Linked DNA regions of Homo sapiens: region 2 is linked to region 1. A link is a contact called in ENCODE Hi-C data. All regions are on one chromosome and are shown on one strand. Each heading gives the region's core, a stretch centred on a gene start or an enhancer-like site at or near the end of the contact. The rest is flanking DNA. Distances are from core to core; before and after follow the strand shown.

Region 1 (6,020 bases), core at 2,014-4,513:
TCTGGAGCATCTAGCTCATCCTCATCTCAAATTCCTCTATTTCAAAAAGGTCATTGTGAATTCTTAATAAAGAATTAAGCTAGATTTACTTTATATCAAATTAATTTTAAGTCATGAGCCACATTTGATCAGACTACTTACAAAGAGAGCACAGTCTTATCTTTTGCTAAAGTCTTAATGCATATTCTTCACCATGCAGAGACAAAAATTATTATAGTTATTTTAGCAATTACACCCTAGCAGCTGTTATATATTTTTTTCCGACTAAGTCTGAAGTTACAATAAACCAAATAATTGTTCATTTTAATTGTATTGGACAAGGCCATTTAGGTTGATAAATTAGAAGGTAAACCATCATTAACTCACAGGTAAAATTCACAAATATTTGAAGGATAGTTTTTCCTCTATATCATCAATACCAGACAACTTAAACTTGTTTTATGTAACTATTACATAAAGCATTTATGTTACAAAATTTGTCTTTAACAATAATTTCTAAAGCATATATATTTTCTGATTTTTCACTTAAAAATGTGTTTTTGAAAAATAACAGGTTTCAAGTGAATAAACATGGAAAGCTTAAAATACTGCCTTATACTATTTAGCCAGTCTTTGCTTTCCTCTTCTTGTTTGTTCAGACTAAAAAAGAAAGGTCAGCTTTCCCTTTTTCCCTCCAATTCCCAATTTAGCATGCATTAAGGTTTAGAATATAAGGTTAAAAAACATTTCTCTCCAAACTGAAGAAGCCACTGCTATTTTAAAATATTGATTTATCACTGTAATGACCTCTAAAAAATCCATGTGCTTAAGTGACTAACATTAGGTAACTGACATGACTCTCTTTTTGCTCCAGATATGGAGAAATGATTATCATATGTTTGACACTGAGACTGTCTTAAGCACACAGACAAGAAAATGAACTGAATAGCTTCTGTATAGTCCTACTTATAGCCTCTTTTAGAAAAGTTTAATAAATATACTTTCATACCCCCAAACAGTAGAGTGAAGAGAGAAGAAACTGTAGAGTCACACAGACTTGAGCTTAAATGCTAGCCTCACTACATATTTGCTAGCTGTTTTCTGTGTGTTTTAATTTCTTCACTGCTTCTAGGATAACAACGCCTACTTCTCAAAGGGTGGCTATAAGGTCTGAATGAAATAAAATATGTTAACTGACTGACTAGGCAGAAACACAATAAATGTTGGGTCTCATATCTTCCCTTCCCTACAACTTGGAATTTTAATATATCTAAATGAAAACTCTTCAGAGGTAAATTTGTAATGCATGTCTAATATTTTAAATATTAATTTTCTTTAGCCTATAACACCTTCAACTGCTGGATCGACAAGACGTTCACTATGTGGATGACTACCACCTTTGAAAATAAAGAGTACTCTGTGGTCAATATATTTGACTAAATTTGTTATATAAGCTTAATTATTTTTAACATGAAAGTAATAAAAGAATAGTCATCCTTTGATGTCAGTGTGACTTTTCTAGTTTTGTAATCCTTAACTCAGTCTTTTTTAATATACAATGAACTTTTTATAAACTTCTACATTCTGAAAACCAAATTAATTAAAATTCATTTTAAAAGGTAAATGTATACCAACCAGCATTTTGTGAACTTGCAGTAGACCCAGCACCCTTCTCAGTCTCTGAGAACTGCATACCATCTACCCACAAGGCAAACATGGGTTGTTCTTTCCAATCTAACTACCTTTGGGCCATGCTGATTAGACCAGAAGTGGAACTTGTCCTAAACTAATTATATATACTATCTCTCCTGGGAATTGGAGCAGAGCAATTCTAGTCTGGCCAGAAGTAATCCCAGGGTCTCAGGGCAGTCATATGCACAGAGAAATCAGAGAAAGCCAGTCTTCAGAAAGACAGAGGTGTAAAGGACTCACATAAAAAGAAACAGAGCCAACGTAGCCTGGAACACAAATGATACAAGAAGCAAGAATAGCTTCCAAAGTTACTGAGCCCTTCTAGCTTCCTGCCCTTGGCCTCCCTAGGCTCCATTAGGCTAGAGCAAGCTCCAGTGTGTTTCTGCTACATAGAAGTAAAAGAAACTCAACTAAGACAGGAATAGGTAATGAAACACAAATACGGAAGAGTTATAGCTCCTCCAGGGCTGGACATCGCTATTTTAATAGATACTAAAATTCTACAGTATCACAATAAGTTCCTTCTATTACTCCATTTACTGTTTTTTTTCTGACAACATAGCTGATAGTATATTATCTAAAAATTTGTAAAGTCATAACAAAAATTAAACTGTGCTTAGAGAAAAACCAAGTAGAATTGTTACAAAGCAGACAGAAAAGGGTAATGACAGGTAATATTTATTTAGTAGTGGAGGTGGTGAAGATTGTGAGTTCCAATTCAGGAAGATAGTTAAGCCAGTATGCTTTTTAAATTATCTGGAACCAGTCATGAGACATGAAATCTGTTTAGTGGGTCAGGACAAGTGTTTATTTTTAATGAAACAGAACTACAGGGGTAAAATAGTAAAAATAAATATTGGTAAGTATTCTTTCATGAAACGATTTGCTCCAGATACTACACACTTTTAAGTCACTAAATTATGAAATCAACTATAGTTCTAACTTCTGGCCAGGGTCAAAAGAGCTTAAATGTCACTAACAATCCCATGCTTCCAAAATACCAACTGGAGGCAATAACTCCTAGTAACACATTTTCATAACATATTTATTTTATGAGTTAAACAAATAAAAGTATTCCTAGCAAATAAATCTTATTTGCTTTAAGTTAACTCAAAGTGGATCACAGATCTAAATATAAAACCCAAAAATATACAACTTCTGGAAGAAAAGATAGAAGAAAATCTTCAGGATTTTAGGTTAGGCAAAGATCTTGTAGCTATGAAAAACATGATCTACGAAAGAGAAACCTGACAAAATGATCTTTATCAAATTACAATATTTTGTTCTGAGAAAGACTACCAAGAAAATGAAAGGACAAACCACAAACCAGGAAGAAAAATTGCAACCCACACATCTGATGAAAGATTTACATCCAGAATCAATAAAAAAATTACAACTCTACAATGAAAGAAAATCTAGTTTTTTTCCTTAATGGGCAAAAATCTGAACACATACTCAAAGATATATGGAATAACAAATAAATATATGGAAAGATGCTCAAAATCATTAGTCATTAAGGTACGTGCCCATGAACACAATGAGACAATTCTTTATTCTTCCCATTGGTATATACATAGAGAGTTTCCAATAGTTTCTCATTGTAAGTACAGTCATGCATCACTTAACAATGGGGATAGGTACTCAGAAATGTGTCATTAGGTGATTTCATCATTATGCAAACATCATAGAATACACTTACACAAACCTAGATGATATAGCCTATTATATACCCAGGTTATACGGTATAGCCTATTGTTCACAGGCTACAAACCTCTAATGCATGTGACTGTACTGAATACTGTAGGCAACTGTAACATAATAGTCAGTATTTGTGTATCTAAGCATATCTAAACTTAGAAAAGGTGCAGTAAAAATACAGTATAAAAGATAAAAAATGGTACACCTGTATAGGGCACTTAGCATGAATGGAACCTGCAGGACTGGAAGTTGGTTGCTCTGAGTGAGTCAGTAAGTGAGTGGTAAGTGAATGTGAAGGCCTAGGACATTACTGTATACTGTTGTAGACTTTATCAACACTGTACACTTAGGTAAACTAAATTTATAAAAAAATTTCTCTTTCTTCAATAATAACCTTAGCTTACTGTAACTTTTTTTATATGCTTTTAAATTTTTTTTAACTTTTTGCCTCTTTTGTAATAACTTAGCTTAAAACACATTATACAGCTGTAAAAAATATTGTATTTCTTTATATCCTTATTCTATAATCCTTATTCAATTTTTACTTTTATTTTACTTTTTAAACTTTTTTTTAACTAAGACACAAGCACATAGGCCTACACAGGGTCAGGATCATAAATACCACTGTCTTCCACCTCCACATCGCATCCCACTGGAAGGTCTTCAGGGGCAATAACGTGCATGGAGCTGTCATCTCCTATGATGATAATGCCTTCTTCTGGAATACCTTCCGAAGGACCTGCCTGAAGCTGTTTACAGTTAGGTTTTTGTATACATAGAAGGAATATACTCTAAAATAACAATAGAAAGTATAGTAAATATATAAACCAGTAACACAGTCATTTATTATCAAGTATTATGTACTATATATATAACAGTATTGCTATACCTTTATACCACTAGAAGCAGCACAGTGGGGTCGTTTACACCAGCATCACCACAAACACGTGAAGAATGCTTTGCACTACAACATTAGGAGGGATCTGACTTCACTAGGCAATAGGAATTTTTCAGCTCCGTTATAATCATATGGGACCACAATTTCGTAGGCAGTTAATCACTGGCCGAAAGGTTATGTGACACATGACTATAATATCGCATTCTTATTTACACATCTCTGCACACACACAATTTCTGTTGGATCCAGCCTTCAGAACAGTATCACTAGAAAAGCACAATGGGTAGAGAGGAAGATGGCCGACTAGAAGCCCCTAGCCCTCCTCCCTTCCATAAAGACAAGCAAAACAACAAATAAACAGCTATATTTTAATGAAAATAACTAATGGAGAACACCAGGGTGCGTCAAAGGAGTAACACAAACCTTGGTGAGCACAGAAACTCAGGAGAGTCACATAAAGAACGGAAGGAAATACTAGGACTCCATCACCCCATCCCCCATGTGAGATAACCTGGGAACCAGAAGGAACTTCTCTCTATGGTGCAAAGGTAGGCAAGAGGATCCCAGCAGCCCCCATCAACCCTTTGGATACCTACAATCCTCACTACTGGGGTCCCCTGCAGTCCTCACTAGCATTAAGCTCAGCTGAGGGAGCTGCCTAGAGACCACAAAGCTGTGCTCCCCCCACAGATAAGAAGCCAACACTGTGCCCCACCCCAAGTGGCCCACAGGGCTACTGCACTGAGAGCTAATGCTAGAGTATGTCTTGCCCCAGGATGAGTACGAGTAGTCACAGCACATCTTCTTCCCTGAGACTAAACTGCCCTCAAACCACCCCTGCTTAGTGGCCCTATATCCTCAAGTCCAGCTGTGAACAACTGTCCCTTCCCTGTGGGGCCAAGAAATGGTGGAACTGCTCCACCCACTCCTTCCCCCATCCCCTCAGGCAGAGTTGAGGCTGCGCAGTCCCTCCTGGGGAACCCATACTTTGGCAGAACAGCTCCATCTTCTCCCAGCCATGCCTGCACCCTGCCCCTAGGGACCTGAGCTGAATCTGCACTCTGCTGCTGAGCAAACAGCGCTTTGGTGGAGCCCTGCATCCTGGTGAAAACAGGGCCATCCAGAAGAGTCACACACACACACACACACACACACACACACACACACACCCTCACCTGAACTGAAACTGAAAATTGCCCCCTTGGGAGTTGGTGCCTTTGCTGAGCTGAGCAGCTGCACATCCCTTCAGGAGGTATTCCAGAAAAAAAGCATTGTTACCATAGGAAATGACAGCTCCATGCACGTTATTGCCCTGAAGACCTTCCAGTGAGATAAGATGTGTAAGTGGAAGGCAGTGAAATTGATTATCCTAACCCTGTGTAGGCCCAGGCTGATGTATATGCTTGTGTCTTCGTTTTTAACAAAAAAAAGTTTAAAATGTAAAAAAAAAAAAAAAAAAAACAATTTTAAAAATAGAAAAAGGCATATATATGGTAAAAGCCAAGACTTCACCATTATACAATATACCCATGTACCAAAATTGAACTTGTACCCCTTACATTTATACAAATAAAAAACAATATTAATTCTTCCAGTTCATGAAAAAAGAAAAATGCTTATATAAAGAAATTATATGTATATATGTACGGATATAAAAAAAGAATTTTTGTATAGCTGTGCAATATGTTTTTGTTTCAAGCTAAGTGTTATTACAAAAGAGGCAAAAAGTTTTAAAAAATTAAAAAGTGTACAA
Region 2 (5,953 bases), core at 428-2,927, 50 kb after region 1:
ATATTTTTAGATGTAAAATGATGTCATAAATGCTGAATTATTTCATTTTTCTCAGTTTTTAAATTTGAACACTAGATACAGTCTATTTCCAAAAACACAGCTGCGTATGTCAGCATGTGCTTGTTCACTGGTATTTGCCTCCACTTTGTGCTTCTCCATTCAGCTTTCTTCACACACTAATTGCAGTATGAAAGTGAGCAAATGAACCTCAGTATGGGAGCTAACACCACAACTACATGGGGAGAAAGCGATATCGCTAAGAGTGAGTAGTCTTTTTTGTAACTACGTGGTTTTAAAATATGCTGCTTTTAGAGGGTTTATACAAACATGAAATCTACTGTTAAGAAACTGTGGCTTCAAAAAAAAGAAAGCAGGTGCCCTCCAGAGACAGTTTTAAATCCCAGCGTCTCTTAGTCTCCATTCAATGTGCTTAGTTACCAGCCTATGCTAACTTGAGCGACTTTATCCCAAACCACTAAAGTCCTCTGACTACATTAAAACGATTAACATCCTAGTTTACAATTAGAGAAATGGAGCCAGGCATCACAATTCCCACCAATCCTCTCTCTCAGGCCTGCTCAGCAGCCAGGGAAGAATCAGATTTAGGACCATGTACGAAGATTGCGTACCAACATATATACATACATTTTAAGTGGCTATTGTTCTTGGACTAAGTTAATGAAACCTAGAAAGAAACTTTAAAGTTCCCTAGTTGATATTTACTAAGGCTATTTAGTGAAGGAATGATCTCATCACTTTCAGTAAACTGTAGCCTAGACTATAAGCCTCCAAGAAAATCATTAGTCAACTGTAATTAAACAAACAAACAAACAAAAAAGTCAAAATATTCAGAGCTGAAGACATTCAGAGCTAAGTTAAAAGCTTCGAGGAAGAAGAGGAGTGTGCTCCTGACTTGGGAGCCAGCAGAGGAGCCTCCTAAGTTAGAAGATTCTGAAGGAGAGATGGATTAGGAGGCACAAAGCAGAAACTGTTAGAGGGCAAGAGACAGTAGGGCCGGGGCGGGCAGCGGGACCCCAGACCGTCAGGGCAGCAACAGCGAGGCCCAGAGGAGAAGATCTTGGAGAGATGACAAAGAAGCACAGGAAAGCCGGGTTCTGGGGTCCTAGAAGAACCCAGGCGTCCGACGGAGCCAGAGGGACCGGCAGAAAGGGATGCGAAGGTGTAAGGATGAGGGCGCGCACCAGCACGCGGGAGAAAAAGAGGGGGCGGCGGGCAAAATGAAGCTGTTTCCCTGCTCCTCTGCTCCTCTGCCCCTGGTACAGATCGCAACTCCTCGCCGCGCACCGCGCAGCGCCGGGTCCGAAGGCAGGGAAGCGGCTGCTGGAGCCCCTGTGACTTCAGGACCCTGCCTCACCTTGCTCGCCGCGTCCTGGCGTCCCGCCGCTTGTCCGCCGGGTGCTGCGCTCCGAGGGCCAAAGAGGGAGTCGCGCGGCGCAGCCGGGGCTCCCTCCTGCTGCGAGGCACCAGCACCCGCACCTTCGCACCCTCTGCTCGCCCCGACCACTTCACCCTGTCCTGGCGCAGGCGGAGAGCACGGACCCTAACCCGAATGCCGCTGCAGTTATTTTCAAAAGTCCCCGTTCCAGGCTTCCCAGGAATAGGAGCTGAGCTACTGCGGCCGCAGCGGCAGAGCCTCCGCCTGACCTCACCAGGGTGTGGGGGGGCTGCTGAGGGAGGGGGGCGGGAACCCAGTTGGGGAGGGAGGGGGCAGTGGGGGGGGGAGCGCGCGGGCGGGGGAAACATGGCGGCGGGGGTGGCCCCGGCGGCGCCTGCGCGGGAGGCAGGGTGGCGGGGAGCCGGGGCTAGGACGGTGTGTGGGGTCCGAACGGAACTCCCAGGCTGTAGCGAAAGCGTGACAGGGCCGGACCCTGAAGCTGAATGACCGCTAAGTGGCCCTCACGCCTCGGAAACCGGGAGGCTCTGGTGTGAGCCCACATGGATTCTAGTGCCGGGAGGCAGAAAAAGTGAAAAGTGTCAAGTATCCAGGGACAACAGTGCAGCCGCCCCGGGTTAGCCACTCCAAGGAGGTCCACCCGTGCATTCTGCCAGCCGTGGCCTCGGCCTCCTCATAGTCACGGCGGGGCCCGAGCAAAGGGTGTGCCCTGGAAGCGGTGCCACCTCACCTCAGTGGGGCCCACGTCTCAAAATAAGCCTGACCCAGGCTCTCACACAAATATCACTCTTCTAGTGGGATAAGCGCTTCATCCCTCCCCCTCCCTGCTGCAGTACACAACATTAAGAAAGAGGAAGGATAAAAACTACAAATAACAGTTTAACATTTTACTGAGCGTCTGCTATGAACCAAGCACTGAAGCATCAACTTACCTAATTCACAGCTACTCTACAAGTTACACACTATTGTCTCCATTTTACAAGTGACAAAACTGAGGTGTATAGGTTAACCAAGTTGCCAGAGGTTACATAAATAGTAAGTGGCAGAGCGGGACTCAGGATCCCAAGCGGTGTGATTCTGGTACCCAGGCTCTTAACCACTATGCAAACTGCTTCCAAACTCTGGTGGGACTGCTCTTCTAAGTCAGAATCTTGATTCTGCTCTATCAGCCTAGCCCCCAAAAAAAACCCCAGTCAAGCCTGTTTTTCCCCTTGCTTGTCTTCTATTCATTCTTTGCCTTCTTGACGGTTACAGCCTGGGGCCACCTTCTTACACCTATTCCTTTGCCCTTTCTACTTATAATTCCAGACTCCTCCTTGGGAAAATAAAGGGAGTTTGCTCTTAGCAACCAGTTTAATCACTATTGTGATTTTTTTTCTTTGGCTGTTTTTTTCTTCTTCTTCTTCTTAAGGAAGTGATGCGGTGAGTGTGGAATCTTTATGTTTTCTAGGATTTCTCCCTCTGGGATCTGAGATCTTCAACATTGCTGACTTTGTATTTCAACTTACATACACTGAAATTCTAGTAGTAGGTTTTAGGTAAATTTGAGAATAATCAGCTACTCAAAAACTTGCTAGAACTAAAGATAATACCACATTGTTGGACTTTACCAAATAATCAAAGAACTCCAAATATACATAGAATTTGCATTATTACCTTTTACGTGCAAGTGTATTGAACCCAATTCCCCTTTGTTAACAGGAATGCTTCCACTGGCTTCTCCACTATGCTTATTCAATAATTATTGTATACCTACCTTACACACTAAATGCTTATTGGGTAGAAAGCACCTTGTACAGAAGTTTACAATCTCACTGAGGTGATATATTCCAAACAATCACTTTTAGCATGTATCAAAAACCTGGCACACAGGTTAAAAAAAAAATAAGTACAAACTGAGCTGGTGTACACTCGAGTCACTGCTTTGTCCTGCCATAAAAAGGTTCAAGTGGGGTTACTTTATAATAAGTTTCTCCCACAGAAATGCCAGTAAAAATGGGATAATCCAGTGTGGGCCAAGCAGCCCTTATCTACACAAAGAGAAAACCCTCATAGCAAGGGTGTTGAGATGGGGGCAACTGCAGGATCTGCATTTGAACTGCCAGTAGCTTGCACAGATTCTCAGTTTAAAAAAAAAGAAAAAAGAAAAAGAACTGGCAATAAGATATTACAAATATGCTTATCCAATAGAAGTCCATTGCTGTTTGGGTTCGGATGCTTTATCTGAATACTTAATCTACTGGATAGAGCACTAGACTCAGAGTCAGAAGACAATTTATGTGCTATGTGACATTAAGTTAGTGCTCTGAGAGTGTTTTCCCAAATTTCCAGTGGGGAGCAAAATAATACTGGTCTGATATGCCCCACAGCATTGTTTTGGGTTTCAAATAAGATAACACATGGGAGAGTATGTTGCATTTGGAGAAAAGGTCTTTAAAGAGGTAATTCAGTTAAAGTAATGTCTCTAAGATGGGCCCGAATCCAATATGACTGGTGTCCTTTTAAGAAGAGTTTAGGACTTAGACATATATGCACATAGAGGAAGGACCATGTGAGGATGCAGTGAGAAGGCAACCACTTGCAAGACAAGATGGGGCTTCAGAAGAAACCAAACTTACCTACACCTTGATCTTCCAGAATTACAAGAAAATAAATTTCTGTTGTTTAAGTTACCCAGTCTATGGTGTTATACTTTGTTATGGCAGGTCTAGCAAACGAACATAATGGGAAGCATTTCAAATGCCAGCTAGAGTATCCGCTGACTTAGTTATTGTTCATTGCTAAAAACACACACATTAATTATCTGTTTCCACGTGTCAGGAGTCCAGGTATGGTTTAGCTTGGAGCACTGCTCAGGGTCTCACAAGGCTGCAATCAAGTTTTTGGCTGGGCTGTGTTCTCATGTGCAACTCAGAATCTTCTTCCAAACTCATTCAGATTGTTGGCCAAATTCAGTTCCTTGCAGTTACAGAATTAAGACCCGTAGCATTTACTGGATCTAGAGGCAGCCCCTCTCCATTAGCAGTTGACAACATGGTTGTTCTACTTAGCCAAGGCCAACAGAAAAACTTCTTTCTCCTCAGGAGGGGTCCAGTGCCTCTTTTAAGGTCTTTTACCAGATTAAGTCAGGCCCACCCAAGATTATCACCCCTTTGATTAACTCAAAAATTAACTGTGTGCCTTGATTACATCTGCAAAATCTCTTCACCTTTGCCACATAATGTAACCTAATCACAAGAGTGATAGCCCAGCATATTCACAGGTCCCAACCATACCTAAGTGGAGAATGTATAACAGAAGACAAGAATCTTAGGACCATCTTAGAATTCTCCCTACCATGCCCCAAAGATTTGACAGCACCAATTAATTATACAATTATAAAAATTAACTAAGAGACCATACAGGCAGATGTGGGCACACACATAACATACATACACACACACACACACACACACACACACACACCAAAGTACACAGAGCTGGTAGCTGATCCCTAATCGGTCTAAAAGCATTTGCAAGCTTGCTGTGTGCCTAATGTGAAACTAAAAGATTTCAACTGCATTAATTCTGACTAAAAAACAAATTGAAAACTATTTAGGATACATTTTGTCTCTCTGGTAAATTTGCATTTCCTCAAAACACTCATCTCATCAATTATTGAATGGAGCCTATTATTGAATGGAATCTATTATAAAAAAAAAAACCCTCACAGGGCTTTGGGTAGCATACACAGAAGGGTCTTGCTTTAGAAGTTAGAGATAAATCTGATTAAAGATGTGTAAGACCTGTCCTGAAAACTTTAGGCTTAAATAAATGTAGAAATATACTGTATTCATAGGGCAGAAGAATTGATATCATTAAGATGTCAATTCACTCCTAATTGATTTATAGTTACAGCACAACCCCGATCAAAGTCCTAGCTGGCTTTTTCTGTAGAAATTGACAAGCTGATTCTAAAGTTCATATGGAAATTGAATAAAATAGCCAAAACAACTTTTACAAAGAGCATTAGGGGGATAATACTACCTGATTTCAATTTTTACTGTAAAGCTACAATATTCAAGACAGTGTGGTATTGATCAATGAAACAGAATAGAGTCCATAAACAGACCCACAACGTATATGGGCAAGTTATTTTCAACAAATATTCAAAAGCAATTCAGCTTTTTGAGGAACCTCCATACTTCTTTCCATAGTGAGAGCACCAGTTTATATTGCCACCAACAGTCTCCACATCCACGTCAATACCTGTTATTCATCCTTTTGACAATAGCCATTCTAACAGCTGTGAGGTGATATTTCACTGTGGTTTTAATTTGCATTTCCCCTGATGATTAGAGATTTTCAACATTTTTTAATATATTTGTTGGGGATTTGTATCTCTTCTTTTGAGAAATGCCTGCTCAGATTCCTTTCCCCTCTCTGGGTATATATTCAAAGGAATTGAAATCAGTATGTTAAAGAGATATCTGCACTCCAGTGTTTATTTCAGCATTATTCATAGTAGTCAAAACGTGGAAGCAATCTAAGAATCCATCA

The links. Hi-C counts contacts between places; a loop is a spot of excess contacts on that map. Pooled maps may share reads with other maps.
Region 2: a loop to region 1 is called in a map of PC-3, with 5 times the contacts of the local background. The contact joins the promoter of KLHL13 here to the enhancer-like site in region 1. A Hi-C loop is called at or near these places in 2 of 168 maps with a recorded cell type or tissue (PC-3 and endothelial cell of hepatic sinusoid), 4 of 37 single-sample maps with no recorded cell type and 2 of 50 pooled maps.

What each region holds. Positions count from the first base shown.
Region 1 is chrX:118,063,713-118,069,732 of GRCh38, forward strand. The region is part of intron 1 of KLHL13 (kelch like family member 13); the gene reads right to left. Among named protein-coding and RNA genes, the nearest start is that of KLHL13, 50 kb to the right of the region's middle. Within about 2 kb of position 3,264, at least 2 of the 41 ENCODE cell types and tissues checked have a DNase peak (open chromatin) inside an H3K27ac peak, as active enhancers do; they include PC-3, where a contact is called at or near this core.
Region 2 is chrX:118,115,133-118,121,085 of GRCh38, forward strand. KLHL13 (kelch like family member 13) reads right to left here and starts at 1,678. Exons shown (of 8, transcript NM_001168302.2): 1 at 1,376-1,678.